Regions from separate parts of the Mus musculus genome. Here region 2 is linked to region 1. Evidence: chromatin loops called from intact Hi-C (ENCODE). Cell type or tissue: heart. All regions are shown on one strand. Links, peaks and the distances in the headings refer to the core of each region. The heading gives the core; the rest is flanking DNA.

Evidence for each region. Peaks named below come from ENCODE experiments on the same cell type or tissue, not always from the same donor. Only the 100,000 strongest peaks of a DNase experiment are listed, where the experiment ranks them.
Region 2: a loop joins it to region 1, with 4 times the contacts of the local background. A loop is called at or near these places in 25 of 42 quality-filtered maps.

What each region holds. Positions count from the first base shown.
Region 1 is chr10:4,397,700-4,413,474 of GRCm38, reverse strand. It overlaps Rmnd1 (required for meiotic nuclear division 1 homolog), which reads left to right. Exons shown (of 13, transcript NM_025343.6): 8 at 60-166; 9 at 1,744-1,808; 10 at 2,686-2,762; 11 at 5,550-5,670; 12 at 9,485-9,601; 13 at 9,974-10,306. The coding sequence ends at 10,006. Among named protein-coding and RNA genes, the nearest start is that of Zbtb2, 17 kb to the right of the region's middle. In heart, for the core only: a CTCF peak has its summit at 8,402 (motif pointing left); a DNase peak (open chromatin) is centred at 7,724; H3K27ac peaks cover 1,218 bases.
Region 2 is chr10:5,152,595-5,168,369 of GRCm38, reverse strand. Syne1 (spectrin repeat containing, nuclear envelope 1) reads left to right here. Exons shown (of 146, transcript NM_001347711.1): 98 at 5,902-6,036; 99 at 6,809-6,918; 100 at 10,611-10,749; 101 at 13,775-13,906; 102 at 14,352-14,507; 103 at 15,062-15,271. Among named protein-coding and RNA genes, the nearest start is that of Gm51757, 170 kb to the left of the region's middle. In heart, for the core only: a CTCF peak has its summit at 6,611 (motif pointing right); no DNase peak of the experiment used is centred there.

The sequences.
Region 1 (15,775 bases), core at 6,283-11,282:
TTTTCAGAAGAGCAGCTGCTTTTAAGATTTCAAAGCTGATTTTTCTTTTCTTTTCACAGGGGACAATCAAAACTGCACAGAGGGGAAATCAAGCTAAACTCTGAGCTGGACTTGGATGACGCCATTCTAGAGAAATTTGCGTTCTCCAACGCTCTCTGCCTGTCAGGTAAAACGTCCCTGCTTTGTGGATGACCCAGATAACATGTTCTTAAGCACTAGATGATAATTTCAGTCTCAGGACGGCCCCGATATTCCGTTTCTCCTTAGAAATGTATGAATTTATGTTGTCCTTGTTACTGTACTGTCAAAGCCCCACTTCTCCACAGTGTAGTTCCTTAGTTCCTTTTCCCGGACTCACTGCCTTTGTTCTCTCCTCTCCACGGCTGCTCTACTCGGTGCTCTAATTCAGAGATAGCCCAGCTCGTGTGCTGAGATCCGGAAACCATGGGTGCTGTGTAAGGCCTCCTCTGTGCAGCCTCTGAGGTGCTGGGATTCGCTCACAGCCCTGAGGAGTATAAGAAAGGCCATGAAACTCTAACCCCCTGCCTCACGCACAGCACTACCTGTAAGGCTAGGTGTGACTTGTGCCCTCTGAGTTTCAGAGACATGAAAAAATATGGAATTCTAGGAGATATACGTGTTCTTCCAACAGACTTAGAAATCTGGAGTCCACGCCCTCCTTTTCTTTCTTTAACTTCTTTTATCTTTGGCTTTGAAGTTTTAGTTCTTTGGCTTTTTTTTTTTTTTGGTTTTGTATTAAAATTACTAAAAATTTCATTGTTGGGCTGGGGTGGTGCACACCTTTAACCCAAGTACTCAGGCAGCAAAATTAGGCAGATCTCTGTGAGTTCAAGGCCAGCCTGCTCCACAGACTAAGTTCCAGGACAGCCAGGGCTACACAGAGAAACCCTGTCTCAAAAAAATCAAAAGTATGGGCTTGAGATATGGCTCAGCAGGTAAGATCATCGACTGCTCTTCCGAAGGACCTGAGTTCAAATCCCAGCAACCACATGGTGGCTCACAACCATCCATAACAAGATCTGACTCCCTCTTCTGGAGTGTCTGAAGGCAGCTACAGTATACTTACATATAATAAATAAATAAATCTTAAAAAAAAAAAAAAAAAAAAGTGCTGGGCGGTGGTGGCCCACGCCTTTAATCCCTGCACTTGGGAGGCAGAGACAGGTGGATTTCTGAGTTCGAGGCCAGCCTGGTCTACAAAGTGAGTTCCAGGACAGCCAGGACTATACAGAGAAACGCTGTCTTGAAAAAAACAAAAAAGGGGGCTGGAGAGATGGCTCAGCGGTTAAGAGCACTGACTGCTCTTCCAAAGGTCCTGAGTTCAAATCCCAGCAACCACATGGTGGCTCACAACTATCTGTGATAGGATCTGATGCCCTCTTCTGGTGTGTCTGAAGACAGCTACAATGTACTCATATAAAAAAATTAAATAAATCTAAAAAAAAAAAAAAAAACCAGAAAAGAAAAAACAAAAACCAAAAACCAAGTAAGTGAATAACTAAAATAGTTGACTACATAGAAATCATGTGACAGTCCATTGCCTTCGTGTCTGAGCCATACTTAGAGGGCCGGGGTCAGGCTCGAAGTCATCAGGACTCAGGTATGAGCTCCATGCCCAGCTGCGCATTTGCCTGTTAGTGAGAGGCAACAGAGGCCCTGTGCACTCTGTGAGCACTCTGTGAACTTGATGGTAAGAAAACTTTCCTCTTCCTCTTTCCCCAGTGAAGCTGGCTATTTGGGAAGCAACCCTGGACAAATTTATTGAGTCTATTCAGTCCATTCCAGAGGTAATTATATCAGCTCTCTGCTTTTTATCAATAATTGGTTTCTTGGGGGGAAGTACTAATTGCTCAGCATAATAATATGCATATTTGAATATAAATAGTAACTAGTAGTAAGACACTTTCAGTTACACACGAAGCGATGAGCTAACGACCAGGAATCCCACATTGGCTGTGACTTGAGATGACTCTGCTGTGACTGCAGTGCTCTCAGTGTCATTCAGGGAAGGGCCAGCACTGCTGGGGGGAGCCCAGTGGGGACGCGCTTGTCGCGCACTCACAGAGCCCCAGGTTTTTACCAGAATGGACTAATAGGATCAATCATTCCTGGGAAGGAGAACCCACTTTACAGGTAAGATAAGGAGCGGGGCTACAGAGACGGATATTGAGAGCACTTGCTGCTCTTGCAGGTAACCTGGGTTCCCAGCACCCAGATGGGGACTCACACCTGCTTGTCACCCCGGTTCCAGGGTACCCAGTACCCGATTCTGGTGTTCACTGGAACTAAGCACTCATGTGACGCACAGATATACATGCAAGCAAATACTCAGATAAAAATAAGTCGCCGGGCGTGGTGGCGCACGCCTTTAATCCCAGCACTCAGGAGGCAGAGGCAGGCGGATTTCTGAGTTCGAGGCCAGCCTGGTCTACAAAGTGAGTTCCAGGACAGCCAGGGCTACACAGAGAAACCCCGTCTCGAAAAACCAAAAAATGAAAAAAGAAAAAAAAAGTCAGTGTTTGCTGTGATGTTTGTAGAATAACGGGAACTGTGCCTGCTGGAAGGGGTGCAGGTTTTAATACTCTCTGACTGCAGCTCATGGGACCCACAAAGGACCATTGTGTATGTGTTTTTGGGTTTTTGTTTTGTTTTATTCCCAAACAGGCATTAAAAGCTGGGAAGAAAGTCAAACTGTCTCATAAAGAAGTTATGCAGAAAATGGGTGAGCTCTTTGCCCTCAGGTAAATTGTTCTCTTGTAAATGAAGGATTTCCTTTAAGACAAAAGGAAATAAGCAGGAAAACCATTCTCTACCCCCCGAGCCCCCACCCCCATGAGGAGCAGCCAGGCTCTGTTAGGACTGTCGGGAAATCTGATGGGTTCACAAGAGCAGAACTCATCTACATTAAGCCTGTCACTCAGCACAAGACCCCCAAGAAAGCAGGACAATGGCTGCAGGAAGCTTTACCCTTCTTTACTGAGGCTGACGCTGCACAGTAGGCAGCTGAGACGAGCTTGTCACTCAACTGTGCTGCGTTCCTGTCTTTGGAGGGATGCATCCTGGTTGCGGAGGTCTCCCTGGACAGTGTCATCCAGTTCCTTCTGAGTGAAGTGCTCAAAGCTCCTTGTAGATGTTTTCCTGAGAACTGTCATCCGACATGCCCACCACAGGAGGCCCAGCATTTCAGCATCTGTGCTTCTTACCATAGGGCATTCATCAAGAACATCCAACAGTAGAGCCACACAGACTTTGTGTATGTGAGACGTAGGAGAGATTGTGTTCCCCTGTTCTCTAATACAAGCATAATCTATAAGCAAAGTATAATTCCCAAACTCAAAAGTTAGGTCTAAATAGATTTAATTCTCAAATTGAATAGTTTCTACAAAGCCTGACTTTCCTTACCCCGTTTTTTAAATCTTTACAGTGAAAGTTCTTATGTATTATTACAGAGTGTGACAGGCCAGCAGGTGGCTCATTAGTAAGGCGCTTGCCAGCAAAGTTGACAACCAGAGTTTGATTTCAGGAACCCAAGGAAAAGCTTGGAAACACAGAGGCAATCCACAAAGCTGTCCTCTAATCTCTACATGTTTCCATCCCACGCACACATCCACACACACACACCATCCGCACACACACCATCCACACACACACATACACCAAACACACACACCATACACGAACACATTAATAATTCTTTTTTAAAAGAGAAAGAATAGGACTAGAAAGCAATTAAGAGTCTTGTTGCTCTCCCAGAGGACGTGAGTCTGGTTACCAATACATCAGCTCCCAACCACCTGTACCTCCAACTCTAAATCTGACACCTTCTTCTGGCCTCTAAGGACATGTGTACATGCACGCACAACACACACGCACACATCTGCACAGACACATAGATCTACACACACATAAATAAAAATAAACCCCTTTTTAAAAAGAGATGTAATGATCTGTGAAAAGAAACAAAGCTAACTCTCTTAGGTAAAAAGTTAGGTCTCGGTCCTGCAGTGCAGCTCAGTTGGTAGCAAGTCTGTCTGGCATGCACAGTCCTAGCATGCACAGTCCTAGCATGCACAGAGTCCTGGCTTGGATCCCCAGCACTGCATGATCAGAAGTTCAAGATGATTCTCAAGCTAGTAAGAAAGTTTGAGACCAGGGTAGATTATAAGAGACACACTCTTTCTTCTCAATCAGCCTTGTAGACAAGGCTATCCTTGAGCTCAGAAATCTTCCAGTCTCTGCCTTCCAAGTACTGGAATTATAGGCATGCACCAGTATGCCTGGCTGAGACCTTGTCTTAAAAAAGTTAAAAATTACCAGATACAGTGGTGCATGTGGTGGGAGGAAGCAAAGGCCAGCCTGTATATGCTGCAGTAAGTTCCAGGTCAGCCAAGGTTACAGTCTCAAAATACAAAAAAAAAAACAAAACAAAACAAAAAATAAAGTTGCAAATTATTATATGGCATTATTCCATTTGCATAGCAAAAATATTTTTATTTCTCTTAACATAAACATATATACAAATCTGTACATGGAGAAGCCATCCTTAGAGAGTTTGGAACTGTTTGGTAGGTTAAACAGACTCACCACTGTATCCAACATATTTTTTAAAGAATGAACAGCTACTTGTATTTATTTTACTATGTGTCTTAGTTAGGGTTTCCATTGTTACTACAAAACACCATGATCCAAAAGCAAGTTGGAGAGAAAAGGGTTTATTCGGCTTACACTTCCATATCATTTAGTTCATCGTTGGAGGAAGTCGGGACAGGAACTCAAGCAGGGCTGGAACCTGGAGGCAGGAGCTGATGCAGAGGCTGTGGAGGGTGCTGCTTACTGGCTTGCTTCCCCTGGGTTGTTCAGCCTGCTTTCTTATAGAACTCAGGACACCAGTCCAGGAATGGCATCACCCACCATGGGCTAGACCCACGCTGCTTGATCACTAGTTGAGAAAATGCCTTCCAGCTGGATCTCATGGGCATTTTCTCAACCGAGGCTCTTTCCTCTCTTTAGCTTGTGTCAAGTTGACACACAAAACCAGCAAGTGTGCTGTGCAGCATCAATTTTAAAGTAAGCTCAGACATCTGACACAAAAGGATAGGTAAAAATTAAGTCAGCCAGTGCGGTAGCACACACAAACCTTAATGTTCTTAATACACTAGAGACTGAAGCTGCCAATGCCAAGCTAGCCTGAGCTACATAGTAAGTTCCAGGCCAGGCTAACCTACAAAGCTAGCAGAAAGGGACCTAGTGTATTTTTGCCTGTCTTGTGGTTGCGTAACGACTGAAAGGATATAGAGGGACCTTAAAGGTGGTCAATGAGTGAGATAGGAGAGCTGCAGGTAAGAAAAGTGAGGCTTATTGTGTTACCTTATTTCATCCTGGTGTTGTTTTAGGGTACACAGGTACTTCCCCCATATTTTTTGAAGTTACTTTTAAGAGTGCTCACATGACACTATGAAAATATGGGCTAAATAGTAGCTGATATTTAATTCACCATAAATAAGCTAAGCTGTCCTTTTTTTATTTAGGCACCGAATAAACCTGAGCTCAGATTTCTTGATCACCCCTGACTTCTACTGGGACAGAGCAAACCTGGAAGAGCTTTATGACAAGACCTGCCAGTTCCTTAGCATCACGCGAAGAGTTAAGGTATGGTGCATGCCTATATTTCCAACACTCTGAAGGCAGAAGCAGGCCAGAGTTCCAGGACAGCCAGGGCTACACTTGGGCAGGGTTTCTGCTACAATTAGTATAGCTGAAATTTTCAGCATTTGGAGAAATACTCTTTGGATTACCAGTTCCTCGTGTCCTCTCTGCTGTCACTTTCCAGTCTCTCTTTCTCAGGAGACAGACAGGACAGTTGCTCTCAAGACCAAGCTGGACTAGAGATAAGAACCTGACAGCCTTGACCACCTGAAGGAAGGTATAAAACATAATGGTTACAAGAGGAGTTTTAGATACAAAATACCACACTGTAGCCCAGGCTGGCCTCAAGCCCCATGCTCCTCTTGTCCTAGCCCTAGTTCTTGGGTTACAGATGTGAGTCACATTTGGCTCCACTTCTCAGCTTTCTGTGTCAAAGGTTCACTCCTGAGAGTTCCCTGGTTTCAATGCTTGTTTCCTTGTTTGCTTGGAGAGTAGACATCTCACTGTACTGCCAGGCCGGCCTTGGACTTGGGAATCCTGCATCAGCCTCCCAAGTAGCTAAACATGATTTTTCCTTTGCATGTTACATGTGGTGTGATACTTGCTTGTGTTCATTGTATATATACATGTAGATGTGCACATGCCTTATAGACACTAGAGGGTAACTTCAGTCTTCCTCTGTAGTAGTTCCATATTCCAGATGTCTGAGACATTTGCTAATCCAGGTTGTCTGGACAGATGAAACAAGTATGGCTTTCCTGATTGGAGAGTACACAGGCTGAAGATGAAGATGTGAGGGAGAGACCAGAGTTGTGTGTCAATGAGGCCTCTCCAGCACTGGCATCAGCTAACTGCCGTACAGTTTCCCTAAAACTAGCAGCTGACAGCAGCTTTGTCCTAGTTTCCTGGGCCAGGGCCTCTCATAGAGCTGCAAGCAGTTGCGGCCTGCCTGCCTGGGAAGGACCGGCTTCCTGCCTTTTCACATGGCGGCTCATACACTAAGGTTTCAGCTCCTTACCACAGACGCTTCTGCACAGGGCACCTACTAACCATTGTGTACACGGTAAGGCAGTGCTAGAGAACACATGAGGCAGTGTCTCACTGCCTATTTACAGGCCCAGGCAACTCATCCTTTTTGCTGTGTTCTGTTTAAAACAAGTCGGGAGGCCTGCTGACTTTTTAGCAGCCTACTTCATAAACACTGACCTACATATCCGCATAAGACCCTGGCTACAGAGTGAGTTAGAAGCCAGCCTGGGTTCCATGAGACCCGGTCTCAAAAGGATGTTGATTCCCTAAGTATGGAGTGGCTGGCAGGCGAGTAGCGTGTTGCGGAGGGGTTAGTGAGCTGTGCGGGAGGAAGTGGTTCCGTGAGGTCTCTCAGACTAGGATGCTTAGAATAGGCGCATGCGATGCAAATGCTGTCTCCACTTCTGAAAATAAAGCCCCTTGTGACAAGCTTCTAGGTGCAGCCATACTGAAGTATTCTAGTTTCCCCTTTGATGTCTCTTGGTGTGCTTTGTTATAATAGTCATTACAATGAGATGGAGTATGACTGCCACCAAGATGTAGGCAGCTCCCCCTCTTAGAATTGGCCTGTTCCCACGTAAGCTTAATGAATTGGTCAGGATCTAGCCGTGAGCTCAGGGCTGTACACTGCTGCCTGCACCACCACCACGTTTCCTGACCTCTGCTCTCCCTTTCCTTGGAAATTCTTACTGGATTCATCTAGCTGCATTTCCCTTCCTGGGTCTCCAAGTGATCTCAGGCTCTCTGTACTGACATTCTTAGGTATCCACTAAACCAGCAGTTAGTCTCCTGAGTCTGAAACTGCTTTGGCTTAGGCTAATCCAGCTTTGAACTAAAGAAAACTTAAGTTTAATCATCAAGGGACTTCTTGTTTCAAGATGGGGTCAGTGTAGCTCTGGCTGGCCAAGAACTTGCTATGTAGATCATGCTGGCTCTAGATTCTGAAATCTGCCGCCTGCCTTTGCTCCAGGACTGAGATTTCACAATATTCACCTCCAGGAATGCTCCTTATCTGTCTTATGTGTGTCTGTGCGGAGTCACAGGCAGCTGTGAACTGCTGATAGGAGTTCTGGGGAGCAGCCTGGGTGTCCTCTGCAGGAGCAGTCACACTCCTACCGCTGAGCTCTCTCGAGGCCCCAGGAGTCTTTAACGTTGTTACAGGAACACTGCACAGATTGCTGTTAAAGCAGTAAAGTTGGGGAGGAGCATGCTCTCTGTGCTGTGTACAGTTGAAATGGAGAGAGGATCTTAAAAGATGAGCACACCAGAGGCCAAGACTAAGCAGTGGACAAAGACCACAAAGGACCGCAGTGCCACCCTGACATTTATAGGTTAGAAGCTACAATGTGATTCTATCAACCGCTGTGTTCTGTGTGTTGACCCTAATTGGTAAAGCAGTTAAATGCTCTGTGCCAAACCCTGAATATGACCTGCTATGATGCTACATACTGGAAATCTGGATGCTACACCATGGAATCCCTGCCTAGACTGCTGCTCATACTGGCCAAACCTGCACTCACTAACTATAAATGTTCCGACTTTACAGCTTTCAGAAGTGCACAGGTTCTAAGAAGGTAGATAGCTACACTCACATCCAGGTTTAAAGTCAGATGCTATTTGGTGCAACTCCCATCCATACCCCACTCCAGCTTATCCAAGGCGTCATAACCGAGAACCTTTGCCAGTTCAGCTAGTGATGGTGCCATCTAGTGGTGAGTTTCTGTTACAGGTACTACATGTTTGAGTAAAAAGCCTTATTAGCTTAGCCCCTGTGCCAAATCAGTCTTTTTTTTTTTTTTTTTTTTTTTTTAAGATCATATTAAAGGCAGGTTTATTGGGAATTGAGGCCAGGAGGAGTTGCCATTGGGAGGGATGGGGGACAGAGAAAGAGAGAAAGGGTATGAGCATAGAGAAAAGAGAGAGAGGAAAAGTGCCAAATCAGTCTTTGTCATGCTTAATAAAGTTTCTTGTTCCCGTAACAAAATGCTATTTCTTAAACATCCATCAGTCATGGATTAGTATGCAGGGTTTCTTTTTAAACTGCAATACAAAGGGACCAAGAAATAAAACTGACCTGGTAGTTTAGTTTGCCATCAAGCATGAAGCCTCAAGTTCAGTAGCCAGCACTGATTTCATGTGGTGGCCCATGGAATACCAGCATTCCTGGAGGTGGTAGCAAGAAGACTTAAGGCCACCCTAGGTTACATGAGACCCCATCTCAAAATAAGCGGGTGCGGAGATGGCTTGATTAGGAGTGTGTCCTGTACAGAGTTAAGATCCCAGCATCTGCCGGGCAGTGGTGCTGCACGCCTTTAATCCCAGCACTCAGGAGGCAGGCAAAGTTTGAGTCCAGCCTGGTATACAGAGGGAGCTCCAGGGAAGCCAGGGCTGTACAGAGAAACTCTCTCAAAAGAACAGATCGGGGCTGGGTATGGTGGCGCACGCCTTTAATCCCAGCACTCAGGAGGCAGAGGCAGGCAGATTTCTGAGTTCCAGGACAGCTAGGGCTACACAGAGAAACCCTGTCTTGAAAAACCAAAAAAAAAAAAAAAACAAACCAGATCCCAGCACCCATATAGCTCGCTCACAAACGCTTAGTACAAGCTGGCCCCACAGGCATCTATGCACATGTACATTCATAAACATACACAATAAAACAAAACTGCATTACAAAAAGGTTTCTAGATGGAGTCATTAAACACCCTTTGCTAACCGCTGGTCATCTTAGAGGACTAAGCATAAGAATTTGATGACCTAGCATATCTTACCTGTTTTCTCTTTCTTGCAGGTCATGAATGAAAAACTGCAGCACTGCATGGAACTAACAGACCTAATGCGGAATCACCTCAATGAGAAGCGAGCACTCCGCTTGGAGTGGATGATCGTCATCCTCATCACCATTGAGGTCAGCAGCAGCCCCGCCCGGGCTCTACTCCCAAGTACTTGCATCGGATGACTAGGCTAGTGTGCAAATGCAGTAAGTGAGGTCCCGAGTTTTAAAGACGGCATTGGCTCCTTTTCATTAGTTTGCCACGTGGAGCCTAACACCTACTCGGCTACCTGAGCCTCAGCCCTGCAGTCTTGTGAGAAGGCAGGGCCACATCACTAACCGCAGTCTTCAGTCAATGGCCTTCACTGCTATGCTGTTACTTATGTCAGCCTGACACAGTGAAGAATCACCAGGGGTTTGTGGACCAAGGAAAGCCCCTTTTTTCTTAGAAAATGAAATTCAGTTCTACCACAAGAAGTAGTAACTCTCGCTCTGTGTTTTCCTAAGGTAATGTTTGAGCTGGGGAGAGTCTTCTTCTGACCTTGTGATCATGAAAGCACCACACTGGCAAGAGAGAAGTCAAGTTCTGAACCAGCAAAGCCAGCGTTCACTACTGGTGACTCTTACTCTACCCTCTAAGTCAAGGGGCTGTCAGTGCGCAGGGGACACACCTAGAACCTCAGGAAGCTGAAGCAGGCAGATCCTGATGTCCAGAGCAGCCCTGGCTACACAGGGAAACGCACTCATCTCTGCACTGGAAAAGCAGAGGCAGACTGCCCAGTTTGAGGCCAACAATAACACAGCAGAACTGTCTCAAAATAAAACACAAATGACATAATGATCCTTTCAGCTCTTAATTATGTTGCTACCTGAATAAGAAAGAGTTCAGAGTATGGTGTTTGGGTCAATATACTCAAAGTTCTAAAGGAAAAAGAATGACTAGGCCAACTTTCAACACCATTCTTTTTTTTTTTCTTTTTTTTTTTTTTTTGGTTTTCAGAGTTTCTGTGTAGCCCTGGCTATCCTGGAACTCACTTTGTAGACCAGGCTGTCCTTGAACTCAGAAATTCACCTGCCTCTGCCTCCTGAGTGCTGGGATTAAAGGAGTGCGCCACTCGATACCATTCTTAAAACTCTGGAATCATGGCCCTAGCTTACAAGCCATACAAACACTTGTGTTACAAATGTATGTTGTTTTGGCAGTAATACATTGACAAAGTCGGTCTCCCTACAAACATACTGTATTATGTGCATGTCTCATGGATCACTCATATCACAAACACATACAATTAAGGACATAATTACCTTCATGGTAATTATTAGTCATATTTTTAGTCATAGCTCTGCCCCCCCCCCACTCTGCCAAGATCCCACTGTTCATGTGTGTGTGTGTGTGTGTACATTCATCCAGTACTGCTTTGCATACACTACAATGGAGCATTCATTTTGTGCCTTGGCCGACTACACCAGAGAATACACATTCAGTGACATCTTGCTGATGCTGTGCTTGCTAGTACTGCCAAGGCGAGTGTGTGGCCTTTCTTTCCAGCTCTCTGCAGAGATGCTGGGGACCCCACTGCAATCCCTATAACCCAAGGGAACCCAAGTTTCCCAAGGAGTAGTAGCAGCAGCATGAGCCAGCTGTCACAAGCCTGCTGTGAGTGTAAAAACAGCAGCATCTCTCAGCTACCCTACATAGGTCGGCTGCATTTAAACAGCCTTTAAGGCTTCAAACAAGCTGAGTAAAAGGACAATTAAATTGGTGAGTATAGCCTTTTGAACAAGACCAGAAAATCTGTTAAGAGATGTGTTACCAAAAACGTTGACTTCAGATTCCAGTAAATGACAGGTGCTATTATCTAAACAGAAATGGTAACAATTTTAGTAAGGCAGAAAAACTATGGTGCCAGAAGGTCTGACAACTTTTGTTTTGTGAGACAGGGTTTCTCTGTGTAGCCCTGGCTGTCCTGGAACTCACTCTGTAGACCAGGCTGGCCTCGAACTTAGAAATCTGCCTGCTTCTGCCTCCTGAGTGCTGGGATTAAAGGTGTGCACCACCACTGCCCAGCAAAAGTTAACATTTTTAAATGTTGCAAAAAAAAACAAAAACAAAAACAAAAAACAAGCAGATTTTCATAAACATTTATTTGAATAAAGTTTTATGGGGAAAATACAAAAGCAGTAGCAAAAGAAAGAAATATGAGAATGGTTCTGTACTTCAATGGACCATGATAGACAAATGTTTTAATATATTGCATCCATTATGCAACTTAAAGGTGGCGATATAAAAGCAGTAATGATAGACTTTCAGTGTGATAGCAAAAATCAGTATCTTTTCAACTAAGCATTTAAAATTTTTAGTTATACACAAGCAAAACAAATCTTTTAGCTAGTGTAACTGTCACAGTGCAACCCATTATGACATCTAACTAACATGCTCATTAAGAAAAACTACTTTAGGGCTGGTGAGATGGCTCAGTGGGTAAGAGCACCCGACTGCTCTTCGGAAGGTCTGAAGTTCAAATCCCAGCAACCACATGGTGGCTCACAACCATCTGTAACAAGATCTGACGTCCTTTTCTGGAGTGTCTGAAGACAGCTACAGTGTACTTACATATAATAAATAAATCTTTAAAAAAAAAAAAGAAAAGAAAAACTACTTTAGCCTGGTGGGTGGTGGTGGTGCACGGCTTTAATCGAAACACTGGGGAGGTTGAGGCAGATAGGATCTCTGAATTTGAGGCCAGCCTGGTCTACAGAGTAAGTTCTAGAACACCCAAGGCAGAGAAACCCTGTCTTGAGAAACTGAAAAGCAGGCAAGCAACTTTAGATTTAGTACCTCAAGAACAAAACCAAAAACTAAAGCCTTTGTGCGCCTGGACTGTATCACATTTGTATCACCATGAGAAGTCAAGGGTAACACCAAACAGACTCATGTTTGCTTTAGTGTTTCCATCTACTTGGCAAGTCAAGACCCCTCTCTGGACCCTGTGTTCTCATCTCGAAAGTGATGTAAATGTACATATATGTATATATGTTTTTAAGATTATTTATGGGCTGGTGAGATGGCTCAGCAGGTAAGAGCACCAACTGTTCTTCCAAAGGTCCTGAGTTCAAATCCCAGCAACCACATGGTGGCTCACGATCTGATGCCCTCTTCTGGTCTGAACATAGCTACAGTATACCTATTTATAATAAATAAAGTCTAGCCTCGAACTCAGCAATCTACCTGCCTCTGCCTCCAAAGTGCTGGAATTAAAGGTGTGCACCACCACGCCTGGCTAAATAAAATCTTTTAAAAACTTATTTATGAATATATTATATGCCTACAGGCCAGAAGGGAGCACCAGATCTGATTATAGATGGTTATAAGCTACCATGTGGTTGCTGGGAATTGAACTCAGGATCTCTGGAAGAGAGCAGCCAGTGCTCTTAACTTCTGAGCCGTCTCTCCAGCCCTGAAGTGGATTGCTAATGATCTAGCTCACTGGGGATGTAGCTCAGCGATTGTGTGCATCCTAGTATACGTAAAACCCTAAGTCAGTAATTTTGGCCAGGTAAGACCAGCATATTTGAACATTGACAGCCACCCGCCTGGGATCTTGCTTCAAAAAACCAACCAAAAACTCAAGCTGCTGGGAAGTCAGTGGTTAGTACAATATTAAGTTATGATCAAGTTAACTATGAATATAATCCAAGGACAGAAGTCTGTGATTCTGGGGCCAGAAAGATGGCTCAATGGTTAAAAGCACTTGGGGGTATTAATTCCAGTTCCAAGAGACGCTACAACATCCACTAGCCTCTACAGGAACCAGGCAGGCATGCAGGATATACATACATGTAGTCAAAATGCTTAATACACATACAATACAAGGTTAAAAAGAAACCAAATTTTCAGGATCTCCTCCCACTTTTCCTCAACGTGGTGCCAGAGATTGCAGGTTGTTTTCAAGCTCATTACCATCACCATGTGCAATGCTGGCTATCAGAACCCGGAACTTCATACATGCTAAGCAGGTACTCCTGCCAGCTGAGCCTCATCTCTAAACCCACAGGACAGCCATGTTGAGATCAGAGCTAGAGACCAACAGCCCCGTTGAAACTTTTACAGGAGTGCTTTAACACTGAGTCTTTTAATCCGATTGGTGATGCTTAACTGATGGTTCTGTTCTTGTGGGATTATCAAAAAACCCTCAAATATAAAACAGACTATCTCTTCAGAGTAAGCTCAAAAAAGAAAAGTTTTTAGGGCATCTCTACATGAGGCCCATCAATCTTATGACGTGAGCTAATTACGGTGCTTTCTTGTATTTGAGCAGGGGGGGGGGGGGGGGATCAGGACAGGGTTTCTCTTCTATAGCCCTGGCTGTCCTGGAACACATTCTGTAGACCAGGCTGCCCTCTGCCTCTCAAGTGCAGGGATTAAAGGCATGTGCCACCACCACCTGGCTACAAATTTGTGTATATATATTACTCTCAACTTCTTGGGAAACTTCTTCTTCAAGAAGTCATGGGAAAACCGAGACAGGTGCCCCACTGCCTTGCAAAGCTTACAGACAATGAAGACAAGAGGAAACCACTAGGCAATGAGCTTTAGGGACAGGGACTAAGCTGACTAAACAGATATCACCATTTGAATTTTAAAACAACAAACACATAAGCTTTTAAATGTCTAACTTTGCTTCCATACAAAACTGGAATCTGCTTATAACAGTGACCATCTTTAAATACTGCTGTTGAAGAGATTAGGCTGAGGGGATGCTGGCTGCTATCAGCTGAAGTCTTACAGAGGGCGGCAAACTAAGAAAAGCAATGGGCTACATTCAAATCTAAACCATTCCTAGCTCAGGACTGATCTTCACATAAAGGCACGAGGACTGAGTTCTGATCACTCAGTTTTCCTTCTAGGCACCACATGGCAGTTAAGTCCTCTAATTTTGTGACCCTCTCTCTCCTCAGTGTGTCCCAGAAATGTGAAAATCCTGCAAGAACTGGCCCACCAGTCTTCAGACCCCCTCCTCTTAGCCCCTGCCTCAATGGCTACAGAGCCACAAGCATGATGCCTCTCCTGGGGCTGGTCTTGTGTGCTGTGAATCCAAATGCTGAGTTGTGTCCAAGTTCAGGTTGCAGTCTGGACATAGGTGCTGCATTGGCCAATGTGCTGTCAAGAATGCTCTCCCATAATCTCTGCCTGGATGATAAAAGGCTAGAAGCTGTGACTGGGCAGGAGAGGAAGGCAGGGCTTGACATGGAGTAGAGGACCTCAGTAGGAATCACTAGGGGGAAAGGCAGGGAAGATGACAACCATGAGGCAGGGTGGACGATCAAGAGCAAACTCAGCAAGACTCAGTTGGCAACGTTCACAGGGCCTATGGCTGGGCTGTGTTATAAATTCCTTAGGAGCCTGCCCATTTAAGCTTATAACTTGTTAATAAAAATACCAGGTTTGTCTTTTTTATTCAGGAACTATATGGGCTGGATGGAGAGGGGAGAAACCTCCCCATAAAATTACTTCTATTCTACCAATCAACAGCTATTGTCACAAACAAAAATATTATCAGAGGATGTACAGATGTGTCTCATTTACTGTGGGATTCACACACACACACACCCTCCAAAAAAAAAAACCCACGGGTGGAAAATATAGATGAAATGCATTTACCTTACCTTACTGCCAAACAGCAACAGAATGCCAGCTACCAGATGGGATCACCAACAGGGAGCTGTAGCTCACTCAGGAGATTCCTGCTAGAGCACACCTGCACCCTCAAACCAAAACACTGGTGGGATAAGGATACACCAGCGCAGAGTGTTTGCCTACTAACGTAAAGCTCTGCCTTTATTATCAGTACCACATCCAACAGCCCTGGCTGCAACGCCTAGAATGTCAGCACTTAGAAGGATGGCGCAGGAGCAGCACAGCTCAGGTCATTCCTGTCTACATAGGTGAGCTCTAGACCAGCTGGAGCTACAGGAGGCTTAGAAAAAAAATAATCAATTGGTTGAAAAAGTGTAGCACTCTTACAATCTTGGGATTTTCATTTACAAATTCTAGTCACAGCCAGGGCTTAGTGGAACACATTTTTTTTTTTTTTTAAAGTGGAACACATCTTTAATCCCTGTGCTCTGGAGGGATTAAACTCAGTGGGTCTCTGAATTTGAGGCCAGCCTGATCTACATGTCCAGGACAGCAAGGGATACCAGTGAGACCCTGTCTCAAAAATAAAATAAAATAAAAACATGTACTATTGAATAACTACATTAGTACTTCAGCAGGGCACTGGAGCTGTGATCCAAGCACTTGGCAAG
Region 2 (15,775 bases), core at 4,579-9,578, 760 kb before region 1:
CAGTCCCCTTCTATCCCTTCCTCTCCCCTCCCCTTCCCCTCCTTCCTCCTCTTGATCCTCCCCCTCCTCCCCTCCCCTGCTTTCCCCTTTCTCATCCTCTCACTTTCCTTCCCCTTCCCTCCCTTTCCCCTCCCCTTTCCTCCTTCCCCTCCCTTCCTCTCCTCTCCCCTCCCTCTTCCCCTTCCTCCCCTTCCCTTCTTTTCTTTCTCCTTTTTCTACCTTCATACCCTTCCTCTGGTCCCATACAATCAAATGCCCTGCAGATCTCAGCACTTATTGTGACCTTGAATTCCACTCCTAACCCGTTTTTCTCAGTGCTGTTGTATACATGTCAGTGTAATATCTGTTGGCCTCTTACTTAATTTTGTTGTGCAACAGCATGGATATCAGTAAAGGCCCAGTCTCTCCATTTCTCCTGGATAAACACAAGGGAATGCAGACCTAAAGACACTTGAAAGTCTCTTGAATGGCAAGCTGTCTCTCTTCATAAGGTGCTCAGGTCAGCGATGGGAGCAATGTAAAGGTCACCCTATATAGGCAGCAAACATCTTTATGAAGAAATGGTTCATCTCGGGTTTAGCATCTTCAGGGTTCTGCTCTTCCAAGGAGTATTCTAGGAAGAAAGGTGGTGACTGCCCTACTTTCCCAAAATAAACATCCCTGGTGGCTCTACCCAGCAGGTCTCTAGGAACAGAAACTACCTGAGTCCTTCCTCCTGTGGCAGAGGGAAAGCTGTCATCTCCAGGTTTGCATTCCTCTTGCCAGGACTGCCTCAATTCCAAGGGGGAAAGAACTGAAGTATGAACTGGATTCTTAATCAGTTTTGCTTTCCGAGGGCCAAGTGTTAGCTTTCAAAATGACTGAGTCAGAAAACTTTACCAGATATAACAACACAGAACACAGAACACACAGTCTAAGCGAGTTTCCTGTGCATTTGTTTGTTTAATCTGAAGCTGCGGACTTGCTCAGTCAGACAGATGAATTCTTAGAACCTGAAAGTCCATCTGTGTAGAAATGGTTCTGAGAACTCACATTCCAATCGGCATCTTTTACAAGCACAACCTGTCTTTGGTGATTTACAAGACACACTGGAAGTCCAAGGAGGGGAACCAACGTAGAAGTGTGAGTGGAGCCTATGGTCTGTGAGGAGTCTGTAAGGGATCTTCTGGATGCACTCTGGGAAACAAAGGCTGGCTGAATTAAACAGCAGACAGGAAGCAGCCTGGACCCCAAGAGAGAAGGCAAAGAAGCCGACAGCCAGGACCAGTGTTTTCTCAGCTAGAATGGCTGGGACTGGGGACTTGAGTCTGGTGTGCTGGCTCCTTGAGGTGCCATTGTGTGTCTTGTTCCATCCTGCAAAGTTTCCATCTAATCTGCTTTGTCTCCCTGGCCTGAGTGAGCCAGGGTCTCTGAGATTCTGCAGTGACAGTGTTCTCCAGTCTCTTGTGCTAGAGCCCCACTCACCTAAACCTCTACTTTCCAGAAACCCACTATTTATCTTTGGGAGAAATTCCTGGGAAGGGGGGATGCTTAGAGAATGAGGAGAATGAGACGTGATGAGTCACCTACTCCAAACGTGTTGCAAGATACAAATAGCATCTTTTAGACCAAGGACACTCTCATTGTTCTACCTGATCTGGCTTCTCCAGGATCCAAAGGAAAAGGAAATACGTGCTCAGACCACAGGAGCTCATGTGGGGTCGGAGACTACACCTTCTACATTTGTAAAAAAAAAAAATAAATAAATAAAAAAAAAAATATATATATATACACATATATATATACATATATATATATATATACACACACACACATATATATATATATACATATATATGTATATATATATATGTATATATATATATATATATATATATATATATATATACATATATATATATACATACATATATATATATACTGTAGCTGTCTTCAGACACACCAGAAAAGAGTATCAGATCCCATTACAGATGTTTGTGAGCTACCATGTGGTTGCTGGGATTTGAACTCGGGACCTTTGGGAGAGTAGTTAGTGCTCTTAACTGCTGAGCCATCTCTCCAGCCCCATCTTCTACATGTTGATAGCTTGCTTCACCACAGAGTGGTCAAACCAAGGTACAGAGATAAAGATGTAGTCTGTCATCTCATTAAGTCCACCATTGTTTTAGGGTGTCCATTGCTGTGATGAAACACCATGACCAAAGCCACTTGGAGAGGAAAGAGTTTATTTGGCTTCTGTATCCTGAATCACACTTCATCGTGGGGAGCGTGAATTCACTCAGGACAGGACCCTGGAGTCAGGAGCTGATGCAGAGGCCATGAAGGAGTGCCGATTAATGGCTTGCTCTGCATGAGCTTCTCAGCCTGCTTTCTTATAGCACTCGAGAGAACTCACAGCAGGTTGCCCCTCCCATATTAATCACTACTACGAAGATGCTCCATAGTCTTGCCTACAGCTTTTTCTTAGGGAGGCATTCTCTCGATTGACTGAGGTTCCCTCCTCTCAGATGGCTCTAGCTTGTATCAAGCTGACATAAAACTAGCCAGCACAACTATGAATCATGGGATTGCAGGAAAGAAAACACAAGTATAGAAACCCAACGCTCTTTCCCTGGAGCAGTGGGTAAGAGTGCAGGACTCCGAGGAAAGGCAGAGCCTCTGTGTAAGCTGCAGAACTGGAAGGCTGAGTTCTTATCTTATCTGCCTTCCTACTTGGGGTTGGGGCAAGGGACGGGGAAGGGTTGGTCTCAGGGTTGATAGCAAGATGACCCAGGTAGATGCCTCACCAGACTCTAGCCACAAAGGCCTCTTCCATGCTGGTTCTCAATTACGTCTCTTCACAGGGCCACACTGGGGCCATAGGGGGTCGTAGCTGTTCTCCAGTTCTGGGATGCCCTCCCCTAGATCTGTGCCAGGTTTTCTACTTTTCCATGCTCCCTGAACTTCTTCCCCTCTGACAGTGCTCACAGACCAGCCTAGCAAGCCTTTCCCATCACTTTCTGTCCCTTTACCTCCTGCCCCCCCACTCCCTCCCCCAACTTAACTCAGCCTTGCTGGTGCATTTGTTAGCTATCTGGGTCTTGACCCAGGCCCTTCTCTGGTTGCTTCTCGCATAGAACTCTGAGCTGCAATTGCAGTGTCTCATGCATCATATGTATTTAAAGGGTGAACTGTATATATATATATATATATATATATATATATATAATCTGATCTATTTCTTCATATACTCAGGCTCTGAATCCTCAGCGGGTCTCAGTGTGAAGCATGAGGCTAGGTGGGCCTTCGACATCCCATTAGAATAAGGCAAGAAGTTTGTCTGGGTGATAAGTGACTGCTTTTTTGTTTCGTCCCTAGCCAAACTCCCAAAGCAGCAAGGAAATGGTGAGGGTGTGTGTGTGTGTGTGTGGGGGGGGGGGGGTGAGATGAAGGGAGAAAGCAGCATGTTTTGGGATTGTCACTTGTAATTATCACACCAAGTCCCTTAAAACCCCCAGGGACACTTTTTGAATTTGTAGAATGGCAAGCACTGTGCCCACAGTTAGCTGACACTTGACTATGTTATTCTCCTGTACCCCTCAACCCCGGCTCACACACACACACACACACACACACACACACACACACACGGTTTCTCTGTGTAACTCTGGCTGTCCTAGAACTCACTCTGTAGACAAGGCTGGCCTTGAACTCTGAAATCCACATATTTTTGCCTCCTGAGTTCTGGGGTTAGAGGCATGCACCACTGTCACCCAGTTTATTTTGCTAATTCTAATGGCACTGAAAGACTCTTGTTTGGACAGGAGCTATTTAATACTGGGGGCAACTATCAGAGGAAAGGGTTTCTCTGTTATGTAGCCCAGGCTATTCTGGAACTTACTGTGTAGAACAGACTGGCCTTCAACTCACAGAGATACACCCGCCTTTGCCTCCAGGCTACTGGGAACTATTTATTATACAGACGTATATAATTAGCTCTTTTTGAATAACATACATTCAAAAATCAAGAGTCCTAGAATTAATTCAAGTCTTAGGAGATTCATAGGTGGAGCTGGGAGCCATTTTCTACTTTCTTTATAAATTTATTTTATAAGCATTTTTATATTCTTAATTTTTATAGCTTCTTACAGTTTTGCTTCATCTTTGAAACTTTTAGACATACATAGAGTGTACAGTGTCGATCATGTCTGCTTCTTATTTCCCCTCCTCAGCAGGTCCCAGGACCCTTATAACATCTCTCCCAACTTGATGTCCTTTTTTAATTTTAATTTTTTAATGTCCTGAATCCAGTTAGTGCTGCCTCCTTATGAGTGTAGTGTTGTCGGGGTTGGGGTGAGTTAAGGCTTTCCTGCCTCTTGAAGTGTCCCGGTGATTATCGCCCCAGCCCCCTCCGAGGTTGACCACTTCCTGCAACTCTTGAAAACAGAGTTGAAGAGGCAAGGCTGGGGCGGGTGGGGGTGGGGAAGCCAAGGATGTTCAGCCATCTTGGAAGCCCTTGCTGCAAGTTATTAAGCTCTGCCGCCTTGTGACAAAATGACTGATGGAGACAACTTTAGGGAATGAGAGACTTGGTTTTTTTGCTTTGTGTTTTCAGAAGTTTGACTCAATGACACACTTACTAATGATAGTGGCAAGGCAAAGATATCATGGCTTAAGGGCAAGGCAAAGCTTTAAAACTCAGGCAAGGAAAGAAAAAGTACCCTTCAAATGCCACTAATGACCCTTTCCCGGTGGGCTGCTTTTCTCCTTGTTCCACCTCTTTTCAGTTGTCCACCCCGATTTTTAATCCATGGGTAGATTAATACTGTGGATTTTGGCAGAGCCCTCAAGACCTAACAGACACAAGGAGCAGTTATGCCTTCCTATTCTCCCATGTGCCCTGTACCCAGCCAAAGTCCACAGCCAGCATTAACCTTCATGTCTTGCTCTTCTTGAATTCTAGAATGTGAACCCAACCGTGGATTTACTGTTTCTCAAAGGTGTTGATCTCTTTGGTTGATAACCTTTAAAAAAAAAACAAAAAACAAAAACAACAAAACAAAAAAACAAAAACTGTTTAAGAAGCAAGGACTTGCTACTGTGCCCATTTTGGATAGATAACATGAGAGAAATGTTGGCCGGGCGAAGCTTTTAGAGGAGGGACAACAAAGTTTGACATGTAATGATTATCTGGGTAGCATTTTACCTTTGTGTGATTTTAATATGTTCATAAAAGGGTTGAGTTTTATATTTATGTGGAAAAAATTTAGAATAATACTTGAAGACTACTCTGGAAAAATGGGCTTCCTTAGAAATAACCCTGGACATAATCACCTGCTTACTCTTGTTCCTAAAAGTCTCAAAGTCTTGTGTCACCATCACTTTTTTAATGGAGTGCAATGATGGTGATGAAGTCATTATCCCAACTACACCAAAGGAGTTGTCTTTCCAGTGAGGTGAGGTTTTCCTGTGAGTGGTTTCAACCCTAGGACAAGGGACTGAGGTGCATAGTGTAGGTACCAAAGCAAACCTGGCCTCCAGGTTCTCCCAGCATCCTTCAGTCCCTACCTGACATACTCCTCCCCCTCCCCCAACCCTAAACTTTCCAGCCCTGGGGCTGGGCACCATTCCACTGTATAATCCAGCATTCTTTGTCTCCTTGTTCAGTCTCTCTCCCTCTCTCTCTCCTCCTCCCTCTGACACCCACACTTTTTCTCTCCTTTACCATCATCTCCTCTGTCTCCCTTTCAATGGCAACTTCCCTCTCCTCCTTCCTTGGGGCCAGAGAACTCGCCCGCCCCAGAGCAGCCTCCCAATAAACCTACACTTCATATAATCTATTTGGCTTGAATTGGCTCATTTCATCGGCAGAGAAACAACTTTTCAGTGTGGCCCCTGATTCCTGTCTTATCTTGTTCAAAGCAGGGAGTCACACAAGAGAAAGAGGAGAACGATGTTGACTTCACAGACACCCAGAGCCCCGGCGTGCAGGAATGGCTGGCACAAGCCCGCACCACAAGGACCCACCAGCGGCAGAGCAGCCTCCAGCAGCAAAAAGTAAAGCCTTTTCCACCTTCCTGTGGGCATCTCTGCCATGAGCAGAGCTTGCGGGCAGTGTTTCTGTGACCGTAGGTTTTGTTGACATGAGTTTTGTTTTGTTCTGGTTTCAATGCTGGGAACGGAACCCAGGCCAGGCCTGGGATCCACATCCCAGCATGGATATGGGTCTTGAGTAGTTCTTTGATGCAATGTTTGCTTCTATTTTACTATAACACAAAAGCCCCAGCAAGGCTTCTGAGAATGGGCAAAGCTCTGAAATGCATTTTTCTCCCCAAAGAAATGAAATGTGTTTCCTATTTTCTAGTAGACTCCTCACAAGACCCAATTGTAAATGGATGTGATACAAATGATTTCAGTCGATTAATTTTTTTAAGGAAACTAACTCAGTGTAAAAGGAATACATAAGTACCTTCTCATGTCAAAGTGTAAACTCACTTACTGTGAGTGCACGCAACTCAGATTGGCTGATAATCAAGTTTAACTGTCCTGAACTGATGTTTGTAAGGAGTCTGTCCTGGCTAGTCTGAGACAGCTTTGACTTTGAAAGGAAAGAATATATTTCACCACATGAGGGCGCTGTTGTCCAGCAAAAATTTTCTGTTCCTGTTGCTTTTTCAGTATATTTAATCAGAACAAGAGTATTTGCCTAAACTGTGCTCAGATTTACAGTTATTAGAGCCCTCCTTACGTTCTGAGGAAAGGAAGCAGTGACGGTGACAGCCACCATCAACTGCTCTCTGAAGTGACCATAACGTTTGCGTTTGTGCAGGAGTTCGAACAGGAGCTGGCCGAGCAGAAGAGCCTCCTCCGCTCAGTAGCTAGCCGTGGAGAGGAGATTCTAACCCAACATTCCACCGCAGAAGGTTCAGGTGGCCTTGGGTATGTTTTGAAATTGCAACTTCCTTTTCTCGTGTTTCTCTGTCATTTGAAAAAAACGGAACACCTTGCTCCATAGTTACTTTCCACACAAGGCACTGACACCGCCCCCCCCCCCCCCCCATTCACTTTAGGATATTAAATGTCTCTGCACTGCCAAGCATTTTGCTGTGCAGATAGAAAAATGGCTGCTGATAATGACTAATGAGTTTGCCTTCCTGGAGGCCCAGCACACATATCATTTTCTGAGTCAAATGTGTTATCAAATCACATCTGTGATATTTCCAACTGATGACTATACCTAATCAGAGTGTTTTCCTCTTGAGAACTCCTGCAGAATATTCTTAAGAAGTAAAAATAATAATAAAAAGGATGTATATGCAGGCTAAGTGGTAGACTTCCAAACAGCTTTCTTCCTATAATCCCTACATATAAAGTTTTTTATCCTGGGGAGTAGGATTGGAATGGACACTTTGAAAGTCTTACATACAGAAAGATGAAATATTCGACTAGACTTCTCAACAGGAGGTTTTTATTTGCAAGCTGGAAAGGTAACAGGGCTACAGCCAGTGGGGTATGCCTGTGACTTGAACCACGGACCTTGGGTGTCTTGGCTTGCTTACCTACAGAGTTATGATAATACGGAGCAACCATCAAGACAAAATGTTTTGATAATGATACAAAGAAAACCCTTTCCTTTTATTTGTTTTTGCCATGACAGGTATTCTCTGGTTTCCCTAGAACTCACTCTATAGATGAGGCTGGCCTCAAATTCACAGAGATCCACCTGCCCCTGCTTCCCAAGTGCTGGGATCAAAGGTGTGTGCAGCACCACCCAGCTCGGAAGCACCTTTTGTTCCTAGGGGTCAGTAAAGACCTGAGTGTCTGAGTGCAGTCTTTGCTTGTTTCTCTTGGCTCTTTCTCCTTGTGCTTTGTTTCCTGATTCTAAACCCTGTTTCAGCAAAATAATATAAAAAAGAGTAGATGTTAGAAAGATGTTATAAGATATTATTTATAATGTCAAATAATTGAAAAGGCAGGAGTACCTACTAGCATCAAGAAAAAAATTACAACATGGTATCAGAAATCTTACATGTGGAAGCTGAGGAACATTGTGAATTGAAACAACACATTGTATTCAAATGGATCACTGGAGATAACAGATGTGGCTACTAAAGTGTTTTTGTAGTTTACTCAACACTGACTCCGTGATTCTGAGTGTTGATATATTGCAGATATTATGGGATGCGTAGTTTTGACATTTAGGTCTCCCCAAATCTGTGAAAGCTGAAATAATTGCTACCGTCCACCAAGTTTAGAAAGATCCGTGATAAGGTCTTTAAAATACATCAGCAGCAAAGCCCCAAATGAAGGGGACGCTCGTCTAGGCTAGTAGAGCAGCGTGTCTTTTCTCTCACTACCCACTAAGCAGCTCTGAGGCATTCGCACATCTACAGTTTCTCAAGCCCTTTATTTATATCTCTGCTTTTGAGAAGGAGACAGCTAGTGAGTGCCGTCTGCTTGGCAGACAGTCGGTTCCACAAAAGAGCTATGGGAATCTTGTGCAAGTTTCTTGTGGTTAAAAAGAAAAAAAAAATGTTGCTGTTGTTTTTTGCTCCCTTCTCCTTGGCCTTCAGCGTTGGCTAGAGCCCAGACAACAGATAAACATCTACAAGTTGCTTTAGTTGCTCTTTCAAATATTAAACTCGTGTAAAAAGAAATCTGTCTTGCATGGTAGCTTTCTGTGAAGATTAACTTTAAAAGAGTGGTTCAAGATCTTGAACCACTTCGGAATTCTTCAATGGTTATACAAACTCCTTAGAAAAATCGCCCTTCAGTGTAACTGAGTCCAGTTCACACCTTCTGTCAAGAAAAATCGCCCTTCAGTGTAACTGAGTCCAGTTCACACCTTCTGTCAAGTTCCCGGTTATTTCTAAGGCTAAGAAGGAAAACCAGCTTGGAATTCATTGACATTAAAAAAAATTTTTTTCCCCCATGAGAAATGAAAAGAGAATTTCTGATGTAAAACTAACTCGCTGCTATTTTTATATGTGTCATTGGTGAAGTATAAGAATACAAATGGTAACTACTCCCTTGGCTCGATATGAATTTTCATGCAAACACTGGAGATGAGGCCATTGTAACCAACGCAGAAGAAAATATAATAAAGAGATTTCATTTCATATGAAGTTTCAAACTCCTTTCTTTTCTATTGAAAGTGTGTTTTGTTTTGTTTTGTTTTTAAACAACATTCAATTAGAGGCATTTTTTCAACATTAATTTTTAAGGTCAATGTATGTCAACAGGCAGACCATTAACCTCCACATGGTAGCCGTTCATCACATAGAGCTGTAGGCATCAAGTATGTTCTATTTAACTTTGAAAACTGTGTAGCATGTGAATGTCATGACAACTGGGGCTCAGAGAGATGTGGCCCAGGTTACCCTGAGTTCCAGCACTAACCGCTGTCATAGGCACTTGGCTTCCTGTTCCTGCTTTCTGCATGCTGGGGATGGAACCCAGGGCCCAGGCATGCTTAGGCAAGTGTTCTACCATCGCCCTACCCCCACCCCATGCCTGCTCCCAGCCTCAGATAGACCTGGGGTCCCTCCTGTCCTTAAATGGACCTGGGATTCTTGCCGTCCTCCTCAAGGCACATCTTCCATCTGTCCCCTCATCTCCTGTCCCTCTACAGCGTGGCCCGAATATCCTGTATATTCTTTATGGTAAAAGTTCTCATTAGGCTAACAATTTTCAATTTTGAACCAATTTATAGGCTGATTATCAAAGGATCCTAGTCTATGATCATACTATAGTTTATTTCATGCTTAGCCATTTTCAATGTGTTTTTAATATTCCTGTGTTCATGATTAGATGTAGGAAGAAAATATGTTACAGTCTCAGTATTTCTATTTTAACTTTTCATGTTTTAAGGTATAAGCCCACAAGTAAGATAATCATGTTATAATTTTTGAGGTCAGGTCTGTTAATATCAAATAGATTATCAGTCTATTATTCTCTCTCTCCTTCCCTCCCTCTCTCTCTCTCTCCCTCCTTCCCTCTCCCCTCCCTCCCTCCCCTTCTCTCTCTCCCTCCCTCCCCTTCTCTCTCTCCTTCCCTCCCTCTCTCTCTCTCTCCCTCCTTCTCTCTCTCCTCCCTCCCTCCCCTTCTCTCTCTCCCTCCTTCCCCTTCTCTCTCTCCTTCCCTCCCTCTCTCTCTCCCTCCTTCTCTCTCCCCTTCCTCCCTCCCCTTCTCTCTCTCCCTCCCTCCCCTTCTCTCTCTCCTTCCCTCCCTCTCTCTCTCTCTCCCTCCTTCTCTCTCCCCTCCCTCTCTCCCCTTCTCTCTCTCCCTTCCTCCCCTTCTCTCTCTCCTTCCCTCCCTCTCTCTCCCTCTCTCTCCCTCCCTCCATCTCTCTTCCTCTCCCTCTCTCCCTCTCTCCCCCTCTCTCTTCCTCTCTCCCCCTTCCTCCCTCCCCCTCTCTCCATTCCTCTCTCTTCCTCTCCCTCTCTCTCTCTCTCCCTCCCTTCCCCCTCTCCCTCCCTCCCTCTCTTTCCCTCCCTCTCTCTCCCTCTCCCCCTCTCTCTCCCTCTTCCCCCTCTCTCTTTCTCCCCTTTCTTCCCCCTCTTTTTCTTTTTCTGTTTTCTTTTTTCCGGTTTGCACACATTGTAAACTTAGACTGTTTATTCTTCTAATAGTGAAAAACCTGATGTGTTATCCCAGGAGTTGGGGATTGCTGAAGACCAGATGAGAGTGAAGTGGGAAAGCCTACACCAAGAGTTTAGTGCCAAGCAGAAGCTACTACAGAATATTCTGGAACAGGAGCAAGAACAAGTGGTATCAAACATTTTCTTCATTTCTTTGTTTCCCTTTGGGCTTGTGAAACAGGGTCTCCTGCTCCACATGTTGCCCTAGAGTTTGCAATGTAGCTGAGGGCTGCCTGCTCCTAGGACGGCTGCCTCCTAGGCACTGGGCATGCGAGCATGAACCCCTTTGCTCTGCCTGTTTAGCTTTAATATATTAACTGATAGAGGAGATACACAGCTTATGCTATGGGAGTAGAACTGTATAATAATCAGTATAATGAATGAATTATATAATTCTGAGATAAGTATAAGGCAAGTTATTCATTTTGTATTTTGCTTCACAAGGCATGCCTCACATTTCCCACAATGTCTTTGTATGTGAAAATTTATCTGATTTCTATATTTTTCCCAAAGATGATTAATATCTGATTTTTTATTAGCATGAACCACAAAAGTCCAATTTAATTTTCAACTTTGAAAATTATGGTTTCAAACCTAGAGTATACATATCAAAAAGGATTTCCACAAATCTGAAACTTAACTGCTGGGTTGCCCCCTTCCCACTGTTACTTCCAGTCTTGAATGCTTTCAGAAGGTTTTAATGAGAAACATATTGGAGCCTTAGAGGGTCTTGAGAACAAAAGAAGCTGATGGTCAGGTAGGGCAGTTAGCTGGCCCATCTGTAAGGCCGGTTCCTGGGATGGATATCGTGTGATATTGGGCTCTGTTCCATCATGCACACAATATCCAAGGCAACAGAAAGTTCCAGAAAAGTAATAGTTATTGGTTCAGTCTTTGCAGAGGCTGGAAACCAAGGGGGAAGTCAGAGGAACTGGAGAGTTTAAAGGGGGTAATGAGCAAGCCAGGAATCTAGGTATGCCTGATGCCTACAGTGGCTGTGGCTCAGAGGGGCACGGGGCAGAGTCCCAGGGCTCAGCAATGAGTTAGCAATGTCTGCCTTGCTCACTGGAGGACAGCAAGTTTTCCCCAGTGGGGTAAGTCCTAGAGTCTTTACTGTTGGTCCTGAAAAATCTGCTGTTGTCATCATTTGGAGCTAGCTGTTCAGGAAAGGGTGATAATTAGACAGAGATGGACAGGAACTGTCAAGGCAGGCAACATGACACGAATCAGTGAACAGAGATGGTCTGTGGTGACAGACTGTCGCATTTCTTCTGACAGAGTCGTTTTCCAAAACCTCCTAGCAGGCTTCACTTTCTGCTCTTTGCACTCCTCTGGCCAACGAGTCTGCAGGAATTGCCATCAGCGCTGGCTGATAGCACGCCATTCTTGGGTTTTTTTGTTTTTTTGTTTTTTTTTTTTTTGTGCCAGAATCATTTTCATTCTGACACTGATATTCAATGTCTTTTGCACAGACCTCCAATCTTTGTCTGAACCCTTCCTTACACCCCTAGTCAAATGTTTCTCACACCTGGAGCTAGACTTCCTGAGGTAGATCACCTCAGGATGTCGGACTTCCAGCTTACCTTCATGCCACAGTATTTTTCCATTCTTTGAGATGTAAGCACCTAAAAAGATTCCTGCCCCTTAGAAGCCTAAGCCCACTATTCCACTAATTGTCCACTCAGGCCATAGCACCCGCATGACTAGCACTGAAGACATACCTCATTGTGGAGAACTGCATTTCCTGTAAGTGTTGGTATCCAGCATTTTCCATCTGTCCTACCATCATGCTTCTGTGACACCTGGGTGTTGTCCAAGTTTGGGTTCATATTCCTGACCTTCATCTTACAAGTAGAAAGTTTCAGCTGTCCATTTTATTTTACAGCCTGTTTTGCATCAGGAAACTTCCTTTTGGGAACCACTGGTTTTCCTCTGGCATGAAGAGTGAACAGGAAGTAGATAAGAGGTCCAGAGCCCCTGTCAAGGGGAGAGAAGCCTGTTTTACACTTAGATTTTAGCATGTCTAGCAACACTTAGATGTGAGAGGCCTTATGTTCACTTTGTAGACAATGTTGGCTTAGGAAAGGGAGATGGCAGTCTCAGGATCTAATGATCTTGAAGAAGCAATGCTGGAACTGGGGTATAGATATGTGTGTTTCAAAGTCTCTCCTTTTCACAACTGCTGACTGGAAACTTTATACATCAGATATACTTACTACTCTCAAGTGAAAAAGCTAACACAATCGAGCGGGGGGCGGGGGGGCGCTGAAATTAAATAGCTCAAGGGGTCAGTGGATTCTGTCTCTCCAATGGGATTTTTCTTCATCTCTTTACTTGTAGAGTATTTAAGTTAATGCCCCCTTGGCAGAAGCATTTTTATGGATTTGGGGTTAAATACTGTTCTACCTTCTGCAAATCTGTAACCCAACCCAGAAACTATTTCACACTTTCTTGAGGAAATAAGTAGCTATGGGAGGTCCCACTCCACAAACAGGAATCCAAAAGGGAGCAAGTTAAAATAATGGTGAAAACCCACTATAACAGATAAATCATTTAAGACTGCAGCAATGAAGAGACAAAGATATGCCGAGTAAGAGATGTTCAAACTGCAGGATGGAGTGGCCTGAAATTCTCACGAGATGATGGATAGTCAGACTCAGTCAATCAGTCAATCAGTCAATCAATCAATCAATCAAACGATCAAATGAGAGTGAAGTATTTTTGAAAAGCCATAGAACTTTCATTGGGGGACATCTCCAACGTATTTGAATGCTGGTACTGCAGATGGTCCTTGTGGGGGAGGATTCTAAAAGAAGTTAGAAGAGAAGAGGTGAATACTAAAAGAAAGGAGACTGGTGTCCGGCAGAGAGTTAGGAGGACTTATTTCTCTAAAGACAGAGATACAGCAAGGAAGAAATTTTCAGGGTAGCTGAGACAAAAGTTCAGATATTTCTACCATTATTTTTTTCCCTACTCCATCATTAAAAATCATGGTTGTTACTAGATCTGGCCACTGTACACAGTGATGTACTGTATGGTAGAATTCCCATTTCTCTGGACAAGGCTTCCAATAACCTACTTTGTGTGTACCTCCAACTTGGAAAACTATGCATGGCTCACCTACTCTTAAGTAAGCCACCCCTGTTTGCCCACAGCTTTACAGTAGTCCGAACAGACTCCTGTCAGGAGTACTTCCATTCAGAGGGGAAGCACAGACTCAGGATAAGACTTCAGTGACGTCCTTGCTGGATGGGCTGAGCCAGGCCTTCGGGGAGGCGTCATCACAGGTATGCCTGGGCCATCATTGTACTTGTCTTGGTCTTGTCTTTCTGGGACTTGTTCATCTGAACTTTGCAAAGTTGTTTCATCTTTGCCCATGACTGTTGAGGCCTAGCACTAGTGATGAGTCCTGGAGCTTACAGGTGCTAATTCCTGAATATCCGTTTGCTCCATTATTTCTCTATAGTTCTTCAAAATACTGAAATGTATTAATATTATTATTATTATGATGATGATGATGACGACTAAAAGATGAGTTGGGAGTGGAGAGGTGGAGGCAGGGTCTCTTGTAGCCAAAGCTGCCCTCAGATTCACTTCTCAGCTGTGGATGAGCTTAACTGCCTCATCTTCCTGTCTTCAGTTCCCGAGAGCTGGGGTTCCAGGTCTGTGGCATTACACCTGGATGGAGACTGATTGTCTTCTGCGTGTTGCGTGTCTCTCTGTGTTCCCCAGAGTGGAGGGACAGACAGACAGAGCATTCACTTGGAGCAGAAGCTATATGACGGAGTCTCAGCCACTTCCACCTGGTTGAATGACGTCGAGGAGCGCTTATTTGTAGCCACGGCACCTTTGCCAGAAGAAACAGAAGCTTGTCTCTTCAACCAGGAGGTAAGGTTGGCAATTTCTGTCCATGCATGAAATCTCAAAGCAATTACAATTAGTAACGAGTAATTATATTTACAAATATGGAATACCAAGAACAAGACAGCTCTAATAAAATGCTATGGTGTGTTTCCAAGAAAAATAGTGTGGGACAGACTTTTTTAAACATAAAAGCTCTCAAAGACATGTATGATATGCATTTTTATAACTTTTTAATGTGAGTTCAAGAGGAGGAGAAATGGAGAACTCTGGGTTATTGTACATTTCAAATCCTCCCTGTATGAAACACAAACTATAAGAACTGAATTCCTAACCAGCATTTATTTTTTTTAATTTAATTTTTAGCAATGCATATTTTTATTATATAATGATATAAAGTCTCTGAGAAAAATCTCTGCTAGAACAACTTACCTGTGACCTATAGAAGTTCTCGAAGGAGACTCGGCTTGTCTAAGTGTAGTTGTTAGTAAGTGAAAGGTTTCCTGGATTTCCCAGGGGATGATAACTTGATTTACAGAAGTCCAAACAATGAGGTGAAGCTTGGCTTTCATCAACCCTAGGCTCTTGCCAAGGACATTAAGGAAATGTCTGAAGAAATGGATAAGAACAAGAACTTGTTTTCCCAAGCATTCCCAGAGGACAGTGACAACCGGGATGTCATTGAAGATACTCTGGGTTGTCTTTTGGGCAGATTGTCCCTGCTGGATTCAGTAGTGGATCAGCGGTGTCATCAGATGAAGGAAAGACTCCAGCAAATCCTCCGTTTCCAGGTAATTGGAAGGTCACAAAGGGTTTGGGCCATTTTCAAGGAACAGCGATAATGATCAGCCATGAGTATCTTACAAGCATTCATTATGTGCTGCATATTTGCAGCGAGGTATCTGAGGGCATGTGTGAGTGCACGTGCATGTGTGGGTGATATGAAGTATGCGCATGAGTGTGGGGGTCATTCCTCAGGAATCACCTACCCTGTGTTCATTTTAACTTTTATTTCATTTCTTTATCTAATATGTGTATATGGAGATGGGAAGCATGAATGTTGAGGTCAGAGGAGACTCATCTGAGTCCTTTGTCTCCTTCTACAATGGGAGTCCTGGGGAAGATGCTCATTACACTTGGGTAGAAAGTGTCTCTCCCCACTGAGCCATTGTTCTGGCCCATCCATATTGTTTTGAAGCATAAAGGACCTCACTGTTCTTAAGGTAGGCTGGCAGCCTAGTGAGCCCCAGTGTTCTAAGCTCTTCCTCTCCAGGGCTGGAGATTACAAGGGTGTG